Regions from separate parts of the Homo sapiens genome. Here all the other regions are linked to region 1. The links are chromatin loops, found by intact Hi-C in ENCODE. Cell type or tissue: PC-9. All regions are shown on one strand. Links, peaks and the distances in the headings refer to the core of each region. The heading gives the core; the rest is flanking DNA.

Region 1 (8,088 bases), core at 1,782-6,781:
ACCTTGGACTCCCCAGCCTTCAGAACAGTCAGCAATACATTTCCATTATTTATAAATTACCCAGTCTAAGGTTCTTTGTTATAGCTGTCTGAAATGATGAGGTTAATAATTAATGAAATAAATCAGTTTCCTCCAGATATACTCTATGGTCTTCAGCCTGTACCTCTCTTCTCATACTATCCCCCCAGTTTGAACCACCGTTAAAGGGCCTACCAAACTGTTGTATTCTTCCTATGGATACAAAGCAGGTGTCAACATTTAGGTTGTCTTGGGCCAATCGAAGATGAAAACCTAGTATTCACATCTACAATCAAGTTGTATAAACATGTAAAAATGAGATACTATATACATATGAGAGTAATTGGCTAGATATCAACCAGGCAAGACTGCCCTAAATTGTGATATATTTTGAGAACAGAATCAACTGTAAGTATGATCCATGCCTCATTGCATTACAGGGAGAACCTCAAAAAATTATATTACTGCAACCTGGGATGAGAGGTAAGGGAGGTGGAAAGTCGGTAGAGATGGTAAATTGGTGGTGAACTTTATTTTACAATTAACCTACGGGGATGATTATTAAATAATAGTATGCTTTGGTACTCAGAAGTCAAACCATTGGATAGGACAGTGAGATTTAGAGAGAAAACTAAAATTTCCATGCTCTTATCCTTTGTGTTGTTTCTTCCAAATATATTTATCAAAACACATTTTAAGAGGGGTGGGAAACGCCAGTTACACAAGAAAAGCTATCCTCTGCCCGACTGAAGAAATTGTTCAAACAGAGTGCATTCTTTCATAAGCAATGCTTCCTAATGTAGCCAGGGTCAGCAAGGGCTTAGGTTATTAGTTATGTAATCCCTCGTTCCTCAAACTGCAGTTTTGATTTGAATACACAGTTTCAATTAGTTACTTCAGTTTTTGTCTTGCAGCGTATTTCATTTTTAGAATCAAGAGAAGCTCAGATAATCCCTGAGTTCACAAATAACACATCTGACCCCCGAGAGGTACCTTTAGCACAGCTTTGAGCCCTGTGCTCTTTCTGTGACACCACTTATAGATTGAACTGTGTTCCCCAAAAAGGTATGTTGAAATCCTAGTCCCTGTAATCCCTGGTATCTGAGAATATGATCTTATCTGGAAATGGGGTCTTTGCAGACATAAGATATAAGTTAAGATTAGGTCATACTGCAGTTGGGTGTGTCCTTAATTCAATCTAATGTATACCCTTCAAAGAAGAAAAAAGACACAGAGAGGAACACACATGGAGAACTCTGTGTGATGACACAGGAAAACTAAGCAACACCACATACTGATGGCCCCAACCAGAAACTAGGAGGAGGCAAGGAAGGATGCTACCCAGGGTCTCAGAGGGAGCGGGGTACTCTCAACAATTTGATTTTGAACTTCTAGCCTCCAGACTGTGCAAAAATACACTTCTGTTTTAAATTACCTGGTTTGTGGTACTTTGTTACAGCAGCCCTAGTAAACAAATACACCACGTTACCCGTTTGGATTGCCCATTTTTGTCTTTATCATGTTCTCTCGGGGAATCTCTAAACAAAATGACTTGAGTATCATCTGGGTGCCAGATGCTGTCTTTACACTTGGCGAAGTTGTTGAGGTCCTGGCTCTGCATACTAGTTCTTATGTCCATCTGCTTTGATCTGGAGGTCATTATTATCTACAATGTCACATCAAATCTTCTGTCTACCTAGAGGTTTAGTTAAGAGGACTTCAAATTCTGGTTCCTTGATGTAGCCACAGCCACAGAATGTCATAACAGTACATGTTGGATGTACCTCTCCAGGTTGCTATGAATATAATGACATGAAAATCATTGTAAAATTATAATATCATTGGCTAATATGTATTTAATATGAATTATGTGTCTAGGACTGGGCAGATGCTTTACATATGTTGTCTCACTCAGCAGTCACAAAGGGCTCTGAAGTGGGTGCTATTATCACCTATGCCCATTTTACAGATAATAAAAACTGAGGCACAAAGAAGCTAAGTAACTTGCCTGGGACCCTATGGCAAGACAGTGACACAGTTGGGATTGCAAAGCTACAGTCAACAACTCCACAGTCCATGGATTCCCACATGCCTCGAAGGCATGTGACCTTAAACTATCTGTTTACATCAGAAACTCGCCATAACCCCCACCACATTTACTCTAAGTCCCTGCAGGATTTAGCTTCAAACTCTTTCTCAACCTCATCTCTTGTCATCTCCACTTTCCTCCCTGCCTCCCGCCCCTATACTTTAATCATAGCAGGATCTTCACATTCCCTGGAACGTGCAGACTCTGTCATCCCGCTCCGTTTTCCACGTTCTGCTCTTTGACTCCAGGTGTTCGTCCCCCATGCCCCAATGCACGTTGTGCACATCTCCTGCCCTTATGACCCGGAGGAAACGTTATCTTCTCTGAGTTCCAAATTCCCCAATAGGTAGTTGCTCCCTTCTTCCTTCCCATGGCACGTTATTGAGACCTGTACTCTGACACCGGGTAGGGCTGCAGTAAAGCACCAAGTTGCCCGGGGCACCACAGTTATAGAAGCACTCGTTCTTAGAGTCAAGGGGCAGAATAATTCATGGCGATATTAACTTGTATTTTCTCCTTGCAAGTATGATCTTCGGTTGGGCTGGGGTAGAGGAAATATAGAAGAGGGAGAGGGAGGTGATTACCTCCAGGCAGAGAAGAGGATGAAGCTGACCGGGAGCTTTGGGCAGCAGGACTCAGGCGGGCCCTACTTCTTGGCAGAGCCCTGCGAGGAAGCAAGGCCATAGAAAGGGAATAGCTGCCTGTGTATCTGGGAAGATGGCCCTGCGCACCAGAATCCCAGATCCTCAAGGATCCAATGGTCCACCTGTGTCATGGAAGTAGTGGGGTTTCCAGACCTCAAGTAACCAGCCAGGCACGGACCACAGGCACCCAGAAATAGCCCGTGGGGAGCCAAAACTGAAGGGGATCTCCTCCATGCTCTGGGTTGTGAAAGACCTTGAGACCTTTGCATGAGAGAGAGACAAAGCCAGGAGAAACCCTCAATACTGACAGATTGCATTTCCCATAAGCCCAGCAGGTTGAGAGCTCAGAGTTGCATTGAATCTCCTTTAAAGATAAAATCAAGACACGTGCCATTTACTGCACACACACCTCCATTTGTGAGCCATGATTCATACCCAAAACATGTGTTTCCATGTCTGTCTCCACTACTGGACCATGCACTTTTTTAGGGCAAAAACTGACATTTTTTGTCTTCACATTCTCAACCTTTGGGAGGCACCTACTGCAAAGCGGGCCCTGAACGAAAGCCTGCTAAATGGATGAAGAGAAAATGAACCAGTCAGCCAGGTAGCTGATCAATCTCTAAGGGTTCTGTAGCTCTTGGAGTCTATGAAAGAAAAATTAAAAGTACTAGACCCTCCAATTCAATCTCTATCTGGGAAGGTAACTAACTAAGGTCAAGTCTTCCTCACCAAAACAGCCAAAAGGAAGAAGAAGGGAAGGGAGTTGCTAACTCACAAAGGCTTCTTTATTCCTTAGCCTTTGATTCAAGAGGATGAGTAAGTGAATTTCTTTTCTTTTTTATTTGTTGTAGTGCTGGCTTCCTTCAGGCAGTATGAAAAATCAAAGAATTAGGCTGGTACCTATATCAGATAACTTGACCAAGGACTGTTGGAAGTCAATGAAAAGTGACCCTTTGGGAAATGCTGTTAGGAAAACAGTGTTTCCCTCTCTACTGTTTTTTATAACTACTGGAAACTTTGTGCTTCACTAGCTGGTTCTTCTAGGTGTTTATATTCTGAAAGGCCATGACCCGGATAATTTGGTTGAGAGAATTTCTGCTCATGATTGTGTAGTTACCTGGCTTCTGGGCATCAAGGATACCAGGACACACAAAAACACTCTATGATAGCCCAGATTCACAAGGTTTCATGCAATTTCTTTTATGTGCAATTGCTGGGTCCCCTCCCCAGAAGAAAATACAATGCTGTAAGGGTCAAATACCTGGAAAATATCCTAGGTGACATTTAGAAAAAAAAATTTTTTTCACGTAAGTTAATAAGTCAGCAGACTGCTCTCCTCTCTATTCTCAATACCTTGAGAGACTGGCCTGTGTCAGTGGGAAAAGACGGCAATTTGATAAAAGCAGGGTCTATATCACAGGAGATCTGGCCTCCAAATATTCCATTGTACAAATAAACAGAAGAATTTCAATCTTCTTTCCATTCTTAGGGCTCCTAAGAGATCCCCTTCCCTCTCCTATTCAGGGTGGTTTAGCTCTAATTAAATTATTTTCTCTTGTACAAACTAACAGGCTCGTCATTAGCTTCCAGTTAGAAAGATCCTATCATCCTCTTAACCATCTCTATAAGAGCTGGAATGCCTTGACTTTCCCAAGAGAGGAGACAGGGAGAACAGGAACCTCCATCACCCTAGGGCTATTTGGCAATCTTCCCTCTTCTTCCTTCAACACCCCTTTTTGAGGTTAGAGTCATCCTATTCCTTCCTTCTAGGTTCCACTGGAGTCAGAGGGATTAGGCAATGGGGCATGGACTGCAATGCTCCAGCCCCACCCAGGGGTCAGGGCTCACAGCCAGGTTACTCAAACAGAGGTCACTGTGGCTCTCTCCTGCTGCTCAACCCAGGCTGGAGCCGCTAGCCACAGATCTTAGACACACACCACGGGCAAGGACACAGGGGTCTGGCTTTATTGGCTGTAGGGCCAGTTTGGCTGGGCGACTAGGTGGACATTCTAATGACTAAGCACCTTTCCTTAGCCACTCCCAGGGTCAGTTAAGAGACATAGATTTTAAAACCAAGAGAAACAAAACCTAGCAAACAAGAGAGATCCAGAGAGAAAAATACTGTAAAATTTACAGATTAGAATAGACAGTTTTACCTGTACAAGAATCTGTTTTTGATTTCTGCTAAAAATATTGCATATTCATTATATTACCAAACCAAATATTAACCTGACCATGGCTTTCAATAATGGTGTTAGGATAAACCTGTAATTCCTATATCAAGGAATAAAGTCAAATGAAATTAAATATAAATGAAACCAGCATCTTGGACCTTAAGGTCTTCCTAGATGTTTAGGGTTCACTTTAGAATTTCAAGAGTAGCCTATCTCCTTATCCTCCTCTCAATAGAGCCTGCTTTATTTCCCTCAAGTGTTAGTAATCATAATGCGATCCTAATGTATTAGATTTGGTTCCCTACTTTATTTCTAGGCTTTTCAGTTTTGTCTAGTTGATCATATTTTTTGTTTTGTTTTGTTTTTGTTTTTTTAGCTAAAAATGGCCTGTGGATCTATCCTGTGTGATATTTGACATACCCTATTTATATTTAAATAGATGCTTTGAGAAATGTAAGGTTTCCTTTACAATATTCTAAGTTTGGGCAAAGTTCACCATTGCATTAGGGTTGAAGTATAACTGATTATCTAACTTCCATCGCTTCTTCACTTCCTTAAAATTCTTTGATTCAGTATGTGGGGGGAGGGCGAGAAGTTGTTTCTGATCAAAACACTTTTTCTGAAGAATATTCTTTGGTACTGATATACTTCGTCAATATGATTTATAGCAAGATGTGCGCTACACCAGTATTGTGTTAAATGTGCTTCCAGATGACCTAGCCTCTGATCATTTTATTCTTTTTTGATTTTTCAATTGCTCATATAATTCATTTCAAACAAAAGGAAGAAAGTGATCATAGAAATAGGCTAGGTAGCGGGAAAGGAAGACAGAAATGCTTAACAAGTTGCAAACAGGAAAAAGAAATTAGGACAAACGGGCTTCAGAAAAGCCGCAAGCACGCTGGTAAACAAACTTAGGCTGCCCTGGAGCAACCCCCTGTTTGTCTTTGCTTTATGGTGCAATGTAGTCTAGTGGTCTGATCAACTGGGAATCTCAGTTTTGCCTCAGACTCCCTGTTCTGTACTGAATGGCCTTGGACAGGGATCTCTGATGTGAGATAGGCAGGTTTTCAAACTGTGAGGGTCAATGTTTATAAGTGGAAATGTTGCAAAGGGGTGAAGGGCATTATTACAACTAAAGGAAGCACTATTATATAGAAACAATCAAATCAAGGATTTTTTTTTCTGCACATTTAGAGCCAAACACTCAATTTTCCTGCCCTGACAATTTGTTTATTTGTTCGTGTTTGGATTTTATTGAGGTCCCTGATAACACAGGCATTTTGGAAATGGGTGGGAGTATGTGTGAATAGCAAAAGAAATCATCTACTGGCAGGTATTGATAGTTTCTTCTGTTTTGTGCATCCTCTCTTCCTATCCCTAGAACTGATCTCTTTTTTTAAATAAGAATATATATTGTAATGTATATTTTAGATTTTATAATAAGCATGCTTAGTTATTTGCATTTTTCTCAAAATAATATTATATGTACATATTAGTAATCAAGATATTCAAACACATCTTTAGATGAAACCATGTTTAAAGAAAGCTCTACTTCTATTAAAATCCTGCGATACTTAGAGCAGTGCAGTTTAGCCGAGTTTGCTGATGAGTGAAATCCATAAATAGTTAAGAGCCTCCAGCCATGGTAAAGAGGAAGTAAAATAGACTGATCTCATGACCTAAAAACAAAAGCTGCAAAATAATTAACATTTTACTTAGTATTTAAACAAAATATTGTAGAGTGAGAATTTGGTTATATCTGAATTGGATTTTCATCTCAATGTTGGAGTCCAACAGACTTGGAACTATTATGCTTTCTTTTATTTCAAAGTTCAGGCTTTAATAAGAAAATTGTTTCTATTGTTCATTAAATTATATAATCACTTAAGAGGAACTGTATCCAAGTTTTTACCTTTAAGCCTTATGTACAAATTACAAAATGTAAAAGTTAATTCTTTAAAATTTATATTCTGTGTTTAGTAGATTATTTTTTAATGTTGAGTACTGTTTTCCATTTAGAATTCATAGATCTAAATAGTAACAGGCCCTGCTTATCTAGGAGTAAAGGAAGAAAGAAACCTATTCTTGCCTCCAGCTTACCCCAAACATAGAGACTGAAGAAATTAAATTTATTCTAGGCTCTGCTGTACAAAGCCTAGAAAAATAATCTAGCCCAATAGTAATTAGTTTCCCTTTTTCATCTCTCTTCTCTTCGCCTGGCTTCCTTTTTGTCTTTTTTTCTCCTTTTTTTTTCCTTTTTGTTCCAATATATTTGGGTACCTACTGTGTACCCAGCACTGTGATGCTGAGTGCCTTGGAATTAAAAATGAAAAAGATCCAGGGTCAGAGAGCAGACCAGAAAGATGGCAAATGAGAAACCATCTACATATTCCACAAGGTACTGAGAGAGAGCATTAGCAAGACACAGAGATGAGGTTGAGGCGAGCGGATCACCTGAGGTTAGGAGTTCAAGACCAGCCTAGCCAATATGGTGAAAGCCTGTCTCTACTAAAAAATACAAAAAATTAGCCAGGTGTGGTGGCAGGCACCTGTAATCCCAGCTACTTGGGAGGCTGAGGCAGGAGAATCGTTTGAACCTGGGAGACAGAGGTTGCAGTGAGCTGAGATCACGCCATTTGCACTCCAGCCTGGGCAACAGTACTGAAACTCCGTCTCGGGAAAAAAAAAAAAAAGAGAAAAGAAAAAAAGACACATAGATGCAACAGGCTGCAGGACTTAAGGTTTTAAGGAGAGCTTCTTGGAGGAATTGAGCTTTGGAACTAGTTGGTACTAAAAGACAGGTAGCAACTGACCGAGTACATGAAAAGAAATAAGGCAGGGGACAGCATACACAAAGCTTAGAAAGAACATGCAAGTCAATGTGTCTATTTCATTTAGGGGCAGGGGGGAGATGAGTGGGAGCAAGAGATGAAGCTGGAGTCTGACATGGGGTAAAAGCCTTCCATGCCATGCTGTGGAATTTGGATTTATTTCCGTGGGGAATAGGAGCCACAGAAGGTGATTAGATAGAAGAATGACATGACCAGATTTGCATTTTAGAAAAATCACCCTGGCATCTTCTATAAGTCTTATGGGGTTGAAATTGAGTGTTTCTGGGAGATACCATGTCATACGAATGTGAATTTCTTTAAACCTG
Region 2 (8,088 bases), core at 1,679-6,678, 84 kb after region 1:
AGGAAGAATGAGGTATGTAGACAAATGAAGGGTGAGCAAGGCAAAGAAGAGTTTTATTGAGCAACAGAATAGCTCAGAGGAGACCCACAGTGGGCAGCTCCTGTGGTGTTTAGCTCCTCTCCGCAGACAGGGTGTCCTGACAAGTGTCGAGCTCTCAGTAGATAGGAGACCTTAGGGTGGGTAATTCCTCTCTGCAGTTGGTGGTCCCATCAACTCTCCGAGTCTGGCTGAGTGGGTGGGTCGGGGTGGAGGCGGTTACGGGCTTCAGAGGGAGGAAGTGCATGCTGATCAGTCCATGGGCAGCCGTAGATGGGCCCAGACAAAGCACCATAGGTTACCACTTCCTCTGTGGGACAGGCAGTCCTGCCCCCAGGCTTCAGGCCTTCCTTGCTTGAAGGTGGGGTTTCACGGGGGACCTGCCCCTTTCTGCCCAGGAGCCTGTCTGCCTCCGGCTGCTGTTCATGGTGCCCAGGCTGTTCGTGCTGAGGGGAGCCTGCAGGCCAGTGACGAGCTACCCTCAGCATCACCTCAGCCTCCCTCCTGTGCTCATCGGGGCCCGAAGTCTGGGGGGGCCTGAGGCAGCAGGGGGCTGGCGTGTCAGCATTGCCTCTAAAGAGCACACACCCAGCCGGGTTGTGACAGTGCCCAGGGTTGGCCTCAACTTTGCTCTGAGATCGGAGTCGGCGCTGGGAGCAAGGAAAGGCCAGGCAGCGGGAGCACACACTTCCGAGCCTGCAGGAGCAGGGGACCTTCCCGGGCCTGAGAGTGCAGAGATGCCAAGGTCCACAGCCACAGCTTGGGCAGCTTCAGCTGCACCCTGTAGGGTGGGGCTCCTGCCTGCTCCCGGCCCCTAAGAGTACAGGGAGGCCTGGGTCTGCAGCTGCGCCCAAGGAGTGCGAAGCTTCCACCCTGTCAACTGAGAAGGGGGTGGGGCTTCTGTCCCGGCTCCCACCGGCTACACGCAGCACAGAGCCCTAGCCACGCCTCCCCGAGTGCAGCTGGAGTCATGGCAGCAGCTGCTCTAGACGGGCCACCGCTGCCATCACTAATCTCTTCTAGTTTCTATTTGCTTTTCCGCCTTTCAATGGGCTCACCTATTGCATTGTGTGGGTGTTCCCTCAGTATATAAAGGTACGATCCTTGATCTTCATTTCTTTTCTTTTACAGCAGCCGTACATGATCCCATTTTTATCAACAGCTTTATCTTATATTATGAGCTATATTTCCACGTGCAGATGACTTCTCAATCTGTATGTCCAGTCATCTCCCGTTGTCATTTCCTTCAGTCCATTCTGACCTTTATCTTTTATTAATAAAAAGAATGCACTGCTTCCTATCTCTACCTCATTTAAACACCCCTGATGTTTGTAGGATACAGGTCAAACTGTTTAGTGTGGTGTAAAGTCCACCAGCATCTGGATTCTCATCTTCTACTATTCATAGCTGCATGTACTCTCCTCCAATCATATTGGAATTCTTATGATAATCTTTTCTTCTGCAATATTTGTGTACCGTTAGCCTCTCCCCTCCACCCCAGCTCAAACTCTGAAAAAAGTTTCATGACCATGGATTGTATAATACAGATATTGAAAATACTAATATCAGTCTATTTTGTAATCACCTTGTTGGTGCCTTGAGGCAAAGCCACACTTTTCTCCCTGAAAAAGAAAAAAATGTGATCATTGTCAAACATCTTGGGAATTTTTTCAATATGGGACAAGCAATAAGGTATGTGTTTGATCTGGGGATTGGAGAAACATCTTACTTCCTCACGACCAGGGACTTCCAGGCATGGTATTAATCTAGAATTCTAGGTTGAGTGTCCACAATACAAATTCTGATGTGAGAGGATTTGCATGTAAGTGGTTTATGGAGAGGAAATAGGAAAGGGTACAGGAGAAGCAGGTTACATGAGGGGAAAAAAGCCAAGAAAGGGTGTAATTTCAGGTAAAGTCCCAGCCTGGCTCTACCCTCTGGGGAAGTCTAGAGTGTATATTCCACCTCAGACATTGCCCTGCCTTGAGGCAAATGGGCTTGAATTGCATCTGCTTGCAGCAGCAGTTAGTCATTGGCTACAGGCTGGGAAAGGTGGATAGGAATGAGGATTTGTAAACTCCAGATACTTCCAGCTTTGCTTCTGGCACTCAAGAGCAGGCCACTGAAAAACTGCAGGTGCAAGCAGTTAGTAGATCACAGAGCTGGGAATGGCATAAAAAACTGGCAACAGAGATGTGAAGGAACACCAATGGTATCCAATACACCTGGTTACGGAGAAGCGGGCTAGGAGGCAGTATAATCACAGACCTTGACCTTTTTACTGCCAGCTGCAGTCATAGCAAGAACAGTAGAACACAGAAGAGACAGCTTTTTGAGCAATCATCTCGGGGCAGTAATGGAGTCCTTTGTCCTCAAGTGGCCATGCCTAGCCCCGCTACCAAGTGATGAGACATACCAGGACTTGGACTTCTGGGCCCCAACTAGAGGAATCACCAGTGGTTATGGGCAGCCCACTGTGCTCAACAGAGAAGAGACTTTCTGAGGGTTATTAGTAGTAGAGCAAAAGCCTGGGGACAAAATAAGCAGGCCGGAGAGGGATGCCCAGACAGAGTAATTTCAAAATGCATGCAGAATTATATTGCAGAAAACTTAGAAGTAACTAGGAAGTGGAAGAGACTCTTACAGGGAGAGAAGTCAGTAGAATCTCTGAAATCAGTTAAAGTTTGGGCTACACTCCTTTTAAGTACTGGTGAGAGACTTGAATTATCAGTCTCTAAACCCCCAATGGCTGTGTATTATCCAAGCATGATCCAAGGAATGCAACAACAACACCTATCTTCTCCTTGGGCTTTCGGACCCACGAACAATGTCCCAACTTGAATGAACACTTTTCTAATTTTTCCTAGACTCAGTTTCTCCCTCCTCTGTCCTTAAAAAGCACTCAGCAACTTTTATTACAGAATTTGCTACATTGTACTACGGTGGTCAATTTAGATGTTTGTCTATCCCAAAAAACTCCTTCAGGAAAGAAGCTACTACTCACCTCTCTTTCTCAGTATTAAACATACTATTTGGATTATAATACAGTCTTCATAAACACTAGTTGAGTGAAGAAAGCACATGGAACCATGATTTTCATCCTTTTGGGAAGGAAAAGATATCTCAGAATGTGATGTGAACTATGAAACTTCTTCCAGAAAAATGCACAAACAGAATCTTATATACATTAATATGGAAGAATTTCTCAAAACAGTGAAAAAAGAAAGTGATCCAGGTGGCTACTAGCATAAAGCAAGTCTTTCAAACTCAAGACTAATGGTAGAGATCTTCCAAAATATTTGAAATCCTGGTATGTTCTAACTCTTACAGTATACTAATGAGAAACATTTTAGGAGCTCGCTTCCAGATTACATGCACCAGCTACTTTGGAGGAAGTTCATAAGAATTGCAATTAGTGAGAAGCGAAGCACTGATGGGAACCAAGCAAGAAAACAGAAGAGTAATGAAATGAAGAGAGCTTTAATGAACAAGAAAAACAGGCAGGAGCAGGCAAGTCAGGCCCTGAAAATGAATGGTGGGAGAGGCACTGTTTTCCCTCAGATTAATGTCACACTCAAGGCTGCCTTATTTGACTACTGAATGAGTCATGTCTAAGGTATTTCAGCCAGATAGAAGCAAAACCTCCTCCTTCATAGATTCTATCTTTTCCAAGAGTCCCAGGGAGCCTCACATTCCCATTCCATTCCTCTAGTCTTAAAACATTTTTACTTTCCAGCTGTTGGCTACTCAGCCAGTGATAATGACATCATTTATTTAAGTAAAGGAAACAACTTCCAGTGTTCATATTCAATGTGATAATATTACCATTTTAGAGATTTTAGTGTTTGGTTGTGTTTCCACCTTTGATGAAAGTGTAATGAAATACTTTGTATATGTTAAGTTTCAATGAGTAATTATTGATGAGCAGACTGTTGATTGAGACAGATTTAATGAAAGGGGAGTCAATTTATAAACTGTACTTATAATTTTGAAATATTTTCAAACTTATTATCTCTTTTACTTTTCTGAGCAAGGTACATACACAAAATATTTCACTATGCAATTTAAGATAGACCCTAAGCTAAACATGTGAGGAAGAATTAGGTAACATTCAGGTAGATTCAAATTTCTAGAAGCAATTATTTAAAAGTAAAATGAAAATAAATATAATCTACCTAATAATAATCACACTTCTCCTGGCTACAGAAACTCATTCCTTCTTTTGCACCATGGCCATACAATTTTTAAATGCGTAGAAAGAGCTGGAGGTAAATAAATTCAGGTGTAAAATCATATATATTTGAAAGTTTCCTTAAACTTATCTATAGAGATAAATTGCATTGAAGCTGATGTATTACTTTCAAGGTTCTCTTTTCATATACATATTTGTTTAAAGTATATTAAAATTTTAAACTTCTGATTATGGTTAAGTTTCCTTGATTCAAAGGCTCAAATGTTTCTGACATTGGGTTGCATCTTACAATCTAGGTGGACACTTAATGTAACAAGTTCTTAAACTGATGGTTCACTGTGTAACTGATGTACTTTTAGAATAAAGAAAATGTGCTAACATAAAATTCTATTTACTCTTCCAAAAACATTACTCAGAGATGAGGACTTTCCATTGTTATTCTACAGCTTCTAAGTTCTCTATCCATTTTCTTCATTTTTATCCTTCAGAAGTTAATTTATTTAGGGAACAATGAGGCAAAGTTTTTGAGAATGGTGAAAGAATAAGATAAATTTGGTTTTCCAATCCTGCTGGGGAGATCCATGTACTCTCAGTGAATTAATGACAGGAGATGTTTCCTTGTTACTAATTTAGAAGTCAGCCTTAGTAAACCTTCATACCTTGCAATGGTCATCCACAAAGTCTGGTTGAAGCATTCAAACATGGATGATATCAAGACAAGAGAGCTTCATTTTAGCACCTGGCTGCCCCTTTTCCCCAAATATAAATCTATTTGTGTTAGAATTGGCCAAAGGCTTTGTCTCATTAAATTGTATTCAACCAAAAGTATTTTATTAGTGATAAAAAATAAATGTTATGTCAAAGTTACTTAGAAGGTGATGGGGGAATGAAAGTCATTTCACAAAACAATATGAAAAATGAAAAAGCTCTCTTTGATCATAGTTCATAATTGAAGGTTATTTCCATTTCCTAGGTAGTTATTTTGGCAATTAAATCTACTCAAAAGTTTTATCTCTAAAAAATTAATTGTATGTTGAAAATGTGAATTGGGATAATGTACTTTACAAAGGTTAAAAGAGGTTATTCCAAACGTTATTTCAGTAACATTAGATTTGCTATCAGATGCTGAAAAGTTTAAGATATTAAAAAGTATAAGATGCTAAAACTGTTCTCTGTATGGAAAAAGTATGATTTAATTTTATTAGTCAGAATTGTTTAGCATGCATGTTACCTTAGTGTTTGTAAGGTGGTAACAGTCTATACTACCATGTAGCGTGTTGTTTATAAATCTTCCTTGATTTAATGACTAGACTATAAATTTCTTCAGCATACTATCAAATTTCTTATTTTTAAACAGCTTTATTGAAGTATAACTGACATACAATTGACTGAATATTTTTAAAATATACAATTTGCTTAAGTTACTCCCAAACTCACTGATGATCTGTTCATTTTTTCTTTTTTTCTGTATGTTTGTGTGTTGCATTTTGAATAGTTTCTATTGTGATATCTCCAAGTTTACTAGCCTTTTCTTCTGCAGGATCTGATCTACTATAAATCCTATCCAGTGTATTTTCATCTTACACATTGTAGTTTTCCAGTGTAGAGACGTGATTTTCAAATCGTAGAGGTGCAGGAACATCTCCAGACCAGCGGTCTCCAACCTTTTAAGCACCAGGCACTGGTTTTGTGGAAGACAATTTTTCCTCGGACGGGGGGTGGGGGAGATGGTTTCAGGATGGTTGAAGTGCATTATATTTATGGTGCTATTTATTTCTGTTATTATTACATTGTAATATATAACAAAATAATTATACAACTCATCATAATGTAGAATAAGCTCAGTGGGAGCCCTGAGCTTACTGTCCTGCAACTAGACAGTCCCATCTAGGGTTGGTGGGAGACAGTGATAGATCATCAGACATTAGAGTCTCAAAAGGAGCACGCAACCTAGATCCCTTGCATGTGCAGTTCACAATAGGGTTTGTGCTCCAGTGAGAATCTAATGGTACCGCTGGTGTGACAGGAAGTGGAGCTCAGGTGGTAATGTGAGCAGTGGGGAGTGGATGAAAATACAGATGAAGCTTCACTGGCTTGCCTACAGCTCACATCCTGCTGTGTGGCCTGGTTCCTAACAGGCCACTGTACCAAGTCTATGGCCCAGGAGTTGGGGACTCCTGCTCTAGACATTCAACTTAGATATTTTTAAATATCTTCTATGTCTCCACTTAGTATTTTGCACATATGGAACACAGTCACATATGTTTTAATACCCTTTTCTGCTAATTCTAATACCTGTATCAGTTCTGGGTCAGTTTCAATTGAGTGACTGAACTTCACTATTGGTTGTATTTTCCCATTTCTTGCATGTTGGTAATCTTTGGTTGTATGTCAGATACTGTGAATTTTACCTTGTTCCATGCTTGTTATGTGTAAGCATATATATATATATATATATATATATATATATATATATACACACACACACACATATATACATAATTTACATATTATGTATATATTTATCTTTTTTTGGAAAGACACTCCTGGACAGCATTTAGTGAGAGGCTACCATGTACAAATACTTTACATATATTGAGATTAACTTTATGTTTACAACAACCTCATCAAATAGGTATCATTATACTTACTTCAAGGATAAAGAAACAGAGCATCAAAGAGGCTAAGTAACTTGCCTGAGGTCACACAGCAGGTAAGTGGCAAAGATGGGATTTGAACCCAGGTGATTTGCACTCCTACAAATATTCTTGAATTTTGATCTGGGGGCATAGAAAATTTCTTGGAAGCAGTTTGTCATTTTCAGGTCTTGCTTTTAAGAATTGTTAGGAGGCACCAGAATAGTGCTTACTAGGACTGATCAAGATCCTTTTGAGTTTTCTACCTTGTTATGGTAGAATTATGCGATTTTCCCAGTTTGACAAGAAGAAGCACCATTCCAGGCCCTGTGTGAATTCCAGACACTGTTCCCTTAATCTTCTTAGATGGTTCTTTCTTACCCTTCAGTCATTTCCTTACATGTATGTGCTGATCAGTACTATGTTGAATGCTACTTGAGAGGAACTCTTGGCAGATTTTTGTTTTTTTAACTCTGGGCATCCCCCTCCTCTCCAATACTCTTTGTCTAGTGATCTCTGATTGCTTTGGTCTCCCCAGACTCTCAACTCTGTCTCTGCAACTCAGGGAGTTTGCTGGGCTCTTCTTGGGTACCCCCTGTCTATCCTACAGCCTGGAAACTCTTAATCACTTTAAAATCACTTCCTTCATTGCCCGATGTCCAGTTTCTTGAAAGCCATTGTTTAAATTGTTTTGTTTTGTTGTTTTAGGCAGGAGGGTGATTTCAGTCCTTGTGATTCCATCTTAGCCAGAAATGGAAATCTACACTTCAATATCATTCAAATGTTTGTGTATATGTATATGTGTGTGTCTGTGTGTATATATGTATATAAACCCTGTGTGTGTGTGTGTGTGTGTGTGTGTGTGTGTGTGTGTGTGTGTGTGGGGTGTTCTCACTGCTCACTCTCTGTACTAAGCCCCTATCCCAGCATGGTCCGTGAAAAAAAAAAATTGATGTATTGTTTTGATAAGAACAATTTTAGTAATTATGAAATTTATTCAGTTTCTTTCCTGTCTTCTTGATTCTCTTTTTGCTCAATTCTCTCTTACTTGAAGGTGCTGAGTCTCCTTTATAATAAACAGCAGAAGAATTTATTGAACCTTGCCCACTGTAGGACATGATTTTATGGGTTATCAATAGACGTTTTCTAAGAACATGAGGACTGCTACTAGAAGGAAAAAAAACATTATTGGAAATACATTGGGAAACATTTCAGTCATTTTAA
Region 3 (8,088 bases), core at 1,679-6,678, 210 kb after region 1:
GATTGTCTCAGAACATACTGCTGTGTAAAGGTGGCTGAGTAGTCAGCTGGGAGAAAATGGCAGGAATGGGAAGAAGTGACTTTAACTGAATCCAGGGGAAGATAATGGCCAAGAATCAGAATCAGATGCAAACACAGATATGGCAAAGACTACCCATTTGCAAGCAGGAATTAGGGATGAAAGGAAGATTAATTTTTTGTGAGTATGTTTGTATGTATTAATGGACTGCTTAGTTCAGTGTCAATAACATGTGAATGTAGCTGTGGATATAGAGATAGGAGGCCATAGTAGCAGCACATCTAATGGAAGTCTTCAAAAATGAGTTAGGTTGACTTACAGCATTATGTACTTGGGTTGGAGAGGGGATACACATAGCTCAAAAAGTTAAAAACAAATCAGTTAAAATATTTTATATGGCAATGTTTCTTTAGGCATTTAATGAATAATCACATCTTCCTCTAACAAAAATTAAAAAAGGAGCTTAAGGGGGCTGACCTGGACATAATGGTGGGGTGTGAGTGACAGTCAGCATTCTGGAAAGCCAAAACATTTAGGGAAACAGCCCTGCTGTGATCCCAAGAGTATAGCAGGCGGTTGAGGTTAAAAACCAATTAATGAGGTTCAAATGGAGTGCTAAATAGCAAGAGGATTTAAAGCCAAATTTGGGGAGCTGGAACAGCCAGAAGATTGAGGAGCTGGAAATAACAGGTCAGGTGGCAAAGCCTGAGAGTGTTAGGCAAATATTTGAGATGAGTTCGTTATTTATAATTTGATTCCATGCTCTTTGCACCATGATGTGTGAGTGAACCAGTTAGATTTAAAGGGCTGTGGATGGAGCTCAGTGATGAACTGGCTTCACTGGGTCATTTCATTCACCTGTGGCTTGAAGTTATAGGGACAGAAAATGTGTAAAATTGGAGGGAGTAACCCCATTGTCCTTGATATATATGATGCTTTCCTGGTTGGTTGCTCCTACTTGGTGAAGACATAAAATGCCTTGAAACCTGATCTAATCCCTCAAAGTCTGAATTTCTAGGTCTGCTTCAGCTCTCGTAAGAAGCAGCAGTCTAGGTGGCCAAAAGTAGTCTTGATCATTAAAAGTCCAGCTCTAACATTAGTCAACTGACTTTCCCCAGTATTATTTCCTGAAGACATCAATCCTGGAAAGGGATTCCCTACTTCCTTTAAAATGAGAAGCCTTTGTTTATGTAAGGTAGAGTACACTGGCACCACAGTAAATATCAACCCAGTTTTTAAATGCCAGAAGTTTACAGATGTGACTGGGACTGGGGAAGCACTTCCCTTTCCCAAGGAGATTGTTTCTATCATCAAGGTAGAAAAATGAAGAACAAGTTAGGAGTAATCAACAGTGGACCCCAAAAATTACTGCATATTTCTAATCATCTTCAGGGACATTTCACCAATATTTAGTCCAGTATTATGCCCTTGTGTTGGCAGGACAAAATATGGCCTAGGAATTCCATTCAGGTTCTTAAACACACATTTCTTAGGACTGGGTCTGGGGTGATGCTCTTGCTTGTGTCTGAGGTTCTTGTAAGGCTAGATTCATTAAACAGATCAGGATTTTTGTCTAGACAAGTGATGATGAGCCCTTGCTCTAAGGCACCTTGCAGGAGGAAGGACACCAGCCTAATGGCATTCAGAGTTGTTAAGGGATGTCTGGGTGTCTGCCTGCCTTCCATCTGATGCCCTTTCAGATCCAGACAAGGTTGTAGGTGCCCCGAATACCCAATAATTCATTCACCAGAGAAGCAAGAAGAGGCCATAGCACCTGGATAATGAGTCTTGCTTAGCTTGGTCTAAGGGAATGGGGAAGATAGGAAGAAGAAAAGTTCTCCTTCAGGAAGGTAATGATTTTTGTGGGGAAATCGTAACCAGTACCATGTGGCCCAGGCAGGGTCCAAAGATGGTTAGTCTGAGTGTGGCAGTCTGGGCTCAGGTCACTGAGGGAGGATGGCTGCTTTGAAGCAGTGGGGCTTGTGTGTAACCGGTGCATAGATGGCTGATGGCAGAGGTGAGGAATGACTTTGGGGTGAGCAGAGAGAAAGCATCTGAAAGGTGGAGGAGCATCCCACCAGTTTCAAACAGTGGGGGTCTAGCACACGACTGTAGCTGCCAAGGAGGCTGAAAGTGATAGCGAGAGTTCTGCATGAGCCCCTCAGTACAGAAGAGAACTGACGAAGGAACCGGGACTCCAGCAGCAACACTGCTGGAGGTCACAGCAACCAGAGAGGACAGTGGCCTTTTACCATCGGGAGTTATCTCAGTTCTTTTTTTTTTTTTTTTTCTGTATATAAACTTCCATGCTATTAGCAGGTGGATATGTTTCATTAAAAAAAAAATAGTGCTTAACCTAAGCTTATTAGTTATCTGTCTTGTTGGAACACTTAGTTTATATACAGGATTTTTTCCATGCCTCCCTCAATAGTCCTACTTGCTTCTCTGTTTTCTCACCTTTGTACTCGGAGATTCATTTTAGGCAAGATTTCAGTTTGCGTGAAAGAATGCCAATCTCTGTCTTCTTCGCCAAGGGAAGCCTGGCCAAATTGCTATCAGTTTTGAAAAACCAAAGATAAATGTATGTGTCTTAAAGGTCTAATTGTATCATTTCCCTCTTTATACTTTGATTACTTTGACAGATGGGACCTTCACAATATATTCATTGTTCAGCTGGAAACCCTGGGAAGCAGTAATCTGAGCTCCTTGTCCTGAGGCCACTTGGTGGCCATCTCCATCCAATGTTGTCTGTGGACCCCAACAGAGGGGTAGGTAAAGAGTTATTAAGTCACTTGAAATTGCTTTTCGTGCACTGAAAAGTGGTTGGGCCATTTCAGGCCATAGCAGTGTGGCAGAATGCCCAACTGCCTACGTCAAGCAGTGTTTATAAATTAGAAATTACCAGCCATTTGGTTCTTTGCTGATCAGTCAGAGTCCCTGGAAGACTGTGCCGACGTGCCTGGGGCAGAGTTGTTACTGGACCAAACAAAGCATAGCTCTTGGTTAATCAGTCATGATTTGTCTACCTGGCGGTGTAGATTGGAATATTTGGAAGAGATTTGGAAATATACATCTTTTCAATTGCAGTGCTATGTGGCTAATTATTCCAGCTAAAAGCAACAACTAAAACGGTTTTTTGTTAGTTTTCTTGCCTAGCATAGAAAACTGGCTATAAAATTCAATTCAGTATAATTTGCTCTAGATGTATTTCACTCAACTAGTTAACAAAGGTTTATTAACAGGAGGTACCGTGTGTCACACATGAAGCATGATAAGACTAGTCCTCCCACACCATTTTTTTCTTGAGTCACTACATGAAGCTATATTAGTCATTTAATATATTAAAGGATTCACTTCACAACTCTAGGAGGAAGGTATGGCTAATGACCCCATTTTGCAGCTGAACAAACTGAATTTCAGAGAATTAAGCAAGTTTCCTAAGGGCCCCACAGCTAGAAAACCATGGAGCTGTAATCATGAATGCAGCAGACTGAAATCATTCTTGCCTTTTAGTTGGTGACCTCAACCACCCCAGAATCTCCTTAGAGTTTCTGATAATCTCCTGACCAGGTCCAGGTGATCCCTACAATGCTCATCTTTTCCTTTCTGGGCAGCCTGGAGCAATTCTCAGCCTGTAGTAATTATTGCTGACCAGCTGACTCCTATCCCCAGACCAGCCCAGCAACCCCCTGCCAGTCCCCCTCAAAAGCCATAGTCCAGGCTGAGGTCAGGCCACCTTTCTTAGTTCCTGTCTCTTGAAAATCAGTCCTGCCATGACTTGGCTGCCCACTTCACAGAACGATGGCAGGCCACGATCATTGCTTTAGGGTACTTGGAGACTGGGAAGAATAAAATGAGAGGAGAGAAAATGTTTGGACCAAAGGAAAAATGGATAGAACGAAACAGTAAAATAGACTTGAAATTAAATGCACCCAATTGAACATATATGCTTATCTCCCAAAATCCCCCAAATGGTAAGAACATAGAGACAAAGAGCAGACAAAACAGCAGATGAGTCATCACCAAATGGTAACTCACACAGATTTGAACTTTCTGGGAATGTACACGCCTAATGAAAAGAAGCCAAAAACAGACCACAAAACCTTGAAAACACTCAGGGACTAGAAGCACCAGGTAGCTCAGAAAGAGGAGTGTGGGAGGCTGCTGACCCAGATGAATGGAATGAAACATTGTAGGGAACAGTTATATCCTCAGATGCCTTCTCTCATCCCACAAAGCTGAGCAGCTGTCCGTCCTTGACTCTGGGAGAAAGGCGTTATCATCAAGATTTCCATAAGTGGACAGAAGACACACTGACCATGAAAGGAAGGCCAGCACTGGGTGATCATTTTCATTCTAAATGGTGAGACATCTGATCCACTCTTTCTCTTTCCTTCCCCTGGAAGATTCAGATTGAAGGATGCTAGCTTTATATCCTGACTGGCAGGAGAATGGAGGACCAACTTTAGCAGAATTTATTAGTCCTAGAGAAAACAGTTGCAGACAACAAGGCTGGTCTCTCGTAGCTTACTACCAGTTCTCAAAGCCATACTCTGAAGTGGAGTAACATCCAATTATTTGAGACATGCGGCTATTATTAAATAAAAAATCCAAAACAGAAAAAAATGAACTTACATGAAACAGGATAAATGAAAAAATAAACTTTAAAACTTTAATTAATTTAATCAGATAGTTAAGAAGTTGCATTTTTTAAACAACAGAAGATAATTTAGGACATCTCTTGAGTAGGAGGATAACTATTCAAAAGAAACTGAAATTGAAAATAAGTGAGAAAAGGTAAGAAAATTAGAGAGTCAAATCTGATATCCAACAGACAGATCGTAGGAGCACTATAAATTGAGAAGATAGAAAATGAAGGGTAGGAAATAGGAAATAATAAAAGAAAATTTTATAGCACTCCAGACACGAGTTTTAAGATAGTTCTTGCATATAGCTAGAGCTTGATAAATGTCTGCAGCACAAATTCTAAAGAGTTTACTTGCAGGCATTGCAGTGAATGAAAAGAATCCTCAGTGGGAAAGCCTGAGACAATGAGAGTACCTTAAAAGCTTGCAGAGAAAGATTAGCATTAAAATGGCTTCGGAATTACTGATAGCCTCCCTGGAAGCTAGAATTCAGTGGAGAAAACCTGTGAAATTTGAGGGAACATAATTAACAACACAAAATCCTATATCAATCCAAATTATAAATCAATTATGTGGGTAAAATAAAGACATCTTTAGACATGCAGAAAAATTTCAAAACAATCATCCATCCCTCCGCCTATTCCCAGGCATGCTGACTTTCCTGGGAGGATACTGATGTATGTGTTCCCAAAATCAAAGCCTCCAAATCAAAAAAGACAAATGATTCAGGAACTGGGACCCAACAGGGAAGAAAAGCTAAGGGAATTCCCAGGATGAAGATGAAGGAAAGTCCCAGGAAAATAACTACACTGAGGCCAGCAGAGCAATCAGTTCAGATCAGAATAGAAACCAGATGGTTCCAGGAGGGGTATCACCAAGAAAACCATAAAACCAGTCTGAATGACTACATTTATAAGGCTTACAGTTCAGTCAGACAGATTATAGACACATTAATTATAGACACAAGCAAATAAATGAGGCAATTATTAAATCCAGGAAAAATAAAAAGTTATACAAGAAAAGAAATATTAGCATGTTTTCTACAAGACTTGATATAAACAAAAATCTAACTTAAACATAACCACGCAGACACCAAATCTTGACTTTAAGATGTACCAAGGAACTACCATGGAAGGATAAAGTATGTGTGTTAGCATTGGCGTAAGACAGCTAAATCCTAGTCTTTGTTAGAAGGAAGTAAAAAGACAACTTACAAAATTGAAAAAGCTCTAAAAGCAATAGATGCATTTTATTTGGAAACATGAAGTTAAAGGGCAGAAGAGACAAGCAAGCAAAGCAATAAAAAATGACCAATCTGAGGCACAGGACTAGTGGGTAAGAAGTTTGGAGTAAGGCACTATTCTTTTTACTTAAAGGAGTTGTGTCACTTGGCTTTCTAAACAAGGCCCATAATTGGAAATAAAAGACAAGGAAGAAAGACAAAAAAGAAAAAAAGAACAAGAGAGGAAGAGGCAGGGACGGAGAGAGAAAGGTGAAGGAATGGAAAGGGAGGGAAGGAATATAACATATCACTAGAAAAGTATTCAGTGAACTGGTACTGGATGCTTTGCGTTCTCAGTGGATGAAGGAACGGCTATGCCAGGACAATCAGGGCAGGATCTTATAAAGGAGGTGAAACTGAAAGGACAGGTATGGTTTAGACAAGTGGTGAGGACTGTGGAGGGGAGGGTTTATGTAACCCAAAGGCACCATATGAAGTAGTCACTAAGGTAGGTTTACAGGCAGTGTGTTTAAGGCCTCTAGGAGTCCATAGAATGATACCTTTGCTGGGGCCCAGTCCTCCAAAGTATGGCACTGCAGCATGCTGAGCACTTTGAACTACAGGAAATTAAAAGGCCTTAGAAGCAGACTCAGAAACAGGGACTTTCTGATCTTCTCGTTTCTCCTCCTCACCAAGGACAGATAGATAGAAAGTATATCTATTACAGAGAGAGCTTCTCTCTGGAAGTTCTCTAGTATGGCTGTAGAAACTTCTTCCAAAAGAAACGCAATTATCTTAAAACCCCCTCCCTAGGAATCTCATCAAATAAGCAAAGAAGATTAAGCGCAGAGAAAAGACAATGCTGTCACCATGCCCATGCCAAACACTTTTCATCTATTCTTCTGAGACTAGCTCTGAGAAGTTACCTGGGAGATTTTACCTATGTAAGAAGACAACCTTTGCTCACTGTGGAGTTCTGTCCCTCACTTTTCTGCAATTTGTTGGAACATCCTTCAGAGATCAGAGAAGCTTTGTTCTAGGACATTGGCTGTTCTTGGGACTCATTCAATCTCCCTGAAAGTCACTTACTACCCCTTAAAATTACCTACATTTCTCATTTCTCTCTTCCCTATGAAGAGAGTATTTAAGCTTCAACCACCTTGCCCTTCTTTGAGTTTCATATTTTGTATGGTTCCCGTAAACACTTACATGTTAATAAATTTGTGTGCTTTTCCTCTTGTAAATCCATTGTCAGTTTATTTTAGCAGACTTGAAACTTCAGAGGGGGAGGAAAAAATTCCCATCATCCCTACAACTTCGTTTGAAATGAAAAGACATCTCTAAGATTTGGTAGTTTTTTAAGCTGGGTAATGGTATAGGGCAGCTCTATCTTTACGATGTTAAAATTTTGCTAGTTAAAAAAACAAAAAACTAAATGGTACATTCTTGAAGTAGATGCAGGCCCACCCCATAGGCAAAAGACTTGTGAACAGATGATGGGCATGTGCAGATTTGAATGGTATCGCTTCTTCCTGGGGGACATAATACCATTTGCCAGGACACATGAGTTGGTAAGCAGAGTGTGAGCAGAATTTCAGTCTTCTCTTAATCCCTTGGCGGAGTAATCTCAAAGTCCCTGTTTTGGGTCCGTGATTCATGCCCTCCTGAGCCTGACCGTGGAAGGATCAGAAAGCATAGCCAGCGAGTAAGCAACAACGGGGATGTATCTGCCCATTCCCTTCCTGCTACGAGCTTTCGGACATAACACAGAATTGAGCTGTCAGAGAAGAGGAGGACTAAATAGGCATGGGTCTGGAGTTCTGATTATGACTCTGTACTAGATATTTCAGTTGATAAAATGAGATCTTATTTGTAACTCAGAGTGACTGGATGAATTTTTATTGTGTGAATTCTTGAGATTTAATCCAAGCAGTAGGAAAAGACGAGTTTGCAGGCAGGTTTAAGTGGGCAAATGGGCACTGAACACAAAATCAAAGTTATTTTCTGTGTCTAGCTGGTGCATTAAAATAATTGTGAAATGATTCTATTATGTTAATGAAAGTGTATCTATTACTATCAGTTAGATCGAAAACAGATAAATCAGACACTGTCTATTACTGTATCTGCTAGACATTATGCCTTAATACTTCAATATTAGCCAGAGTAATAGTTCCACAATCCCACATGCCTAGAGAGCAATTC

Evidence for each region. A loop is a pair of places that touch in the nucleus more often than their neighbours do. Peaks named below come from ENCODE experiments on the same cell type or tissue, not always from the same donor. Only the 100,000 strongest peaks of a DNase experiment are listed, where the experiment ranks them.
Region 2: a loop joins it to region 1, with 5 times the contacts of the local background. A loop is called at or near these places in 4 of 110 quality-filtered maps.
Region 3: a loop joins it to region 1, with 7 times the contacts of the local background. A loop is called at or near these places in 2 of 110 quality-filtered maps.

What each region holds. Positions count from the first base shown.
Region 1 is chr21:15,205,850-15,213,937 of GRCh38, forward strand. No RefSeq gene overlaps it. Among named protein-coding and RNA genes, the nearest start is that of LINC02920, 140 kb to the left of the region's middle. RefSeq lists a cis regulatory region at 4,436-4,828. In PC-9, for the core only: no CTCF peak of the experiment used is centred there; a DNase peak (open chromatin) is centred at 4,582; H3K4me3 peaks cover 608 bases; H3K27ac peaks cover 2,935 bases.
Region 2 is chr21:15,289,776-15,297,863 of GRCh38, forward strand. No RefSeq gene overlaps it. Among named protein-coding and RNA genes, the nearest start is that of LINC02920, 230 kb to the left of the region's middle. RefSeq lists enhancers at 683-1,212, 3,359-3,981. In PC-9, for the core only: no CTCF peak of the experiment used is centred there; a DNase peak (open chromatin) is centred at 3,666; H3K27ac peaks cover 1,648 bases.
Region 3 is chr21:15,418,830-15,426,917 of GRCh38, forward strand. All of the region lies in intron 2 of LOC101927745 (a long non-coding RNA gene), which reads right to left. LOC124905055 (a long non-coding RNA gene) reads left to right here and starts at 4,155. Exons shown (of 2, transcript XR_007067934.1): 1 at 4,155-4,381; 2 at 6,700-7,130. In PC-9, for the core only: no CTCF peak of the experiment used is centred there; no DNase peak of the experiment used is centred there.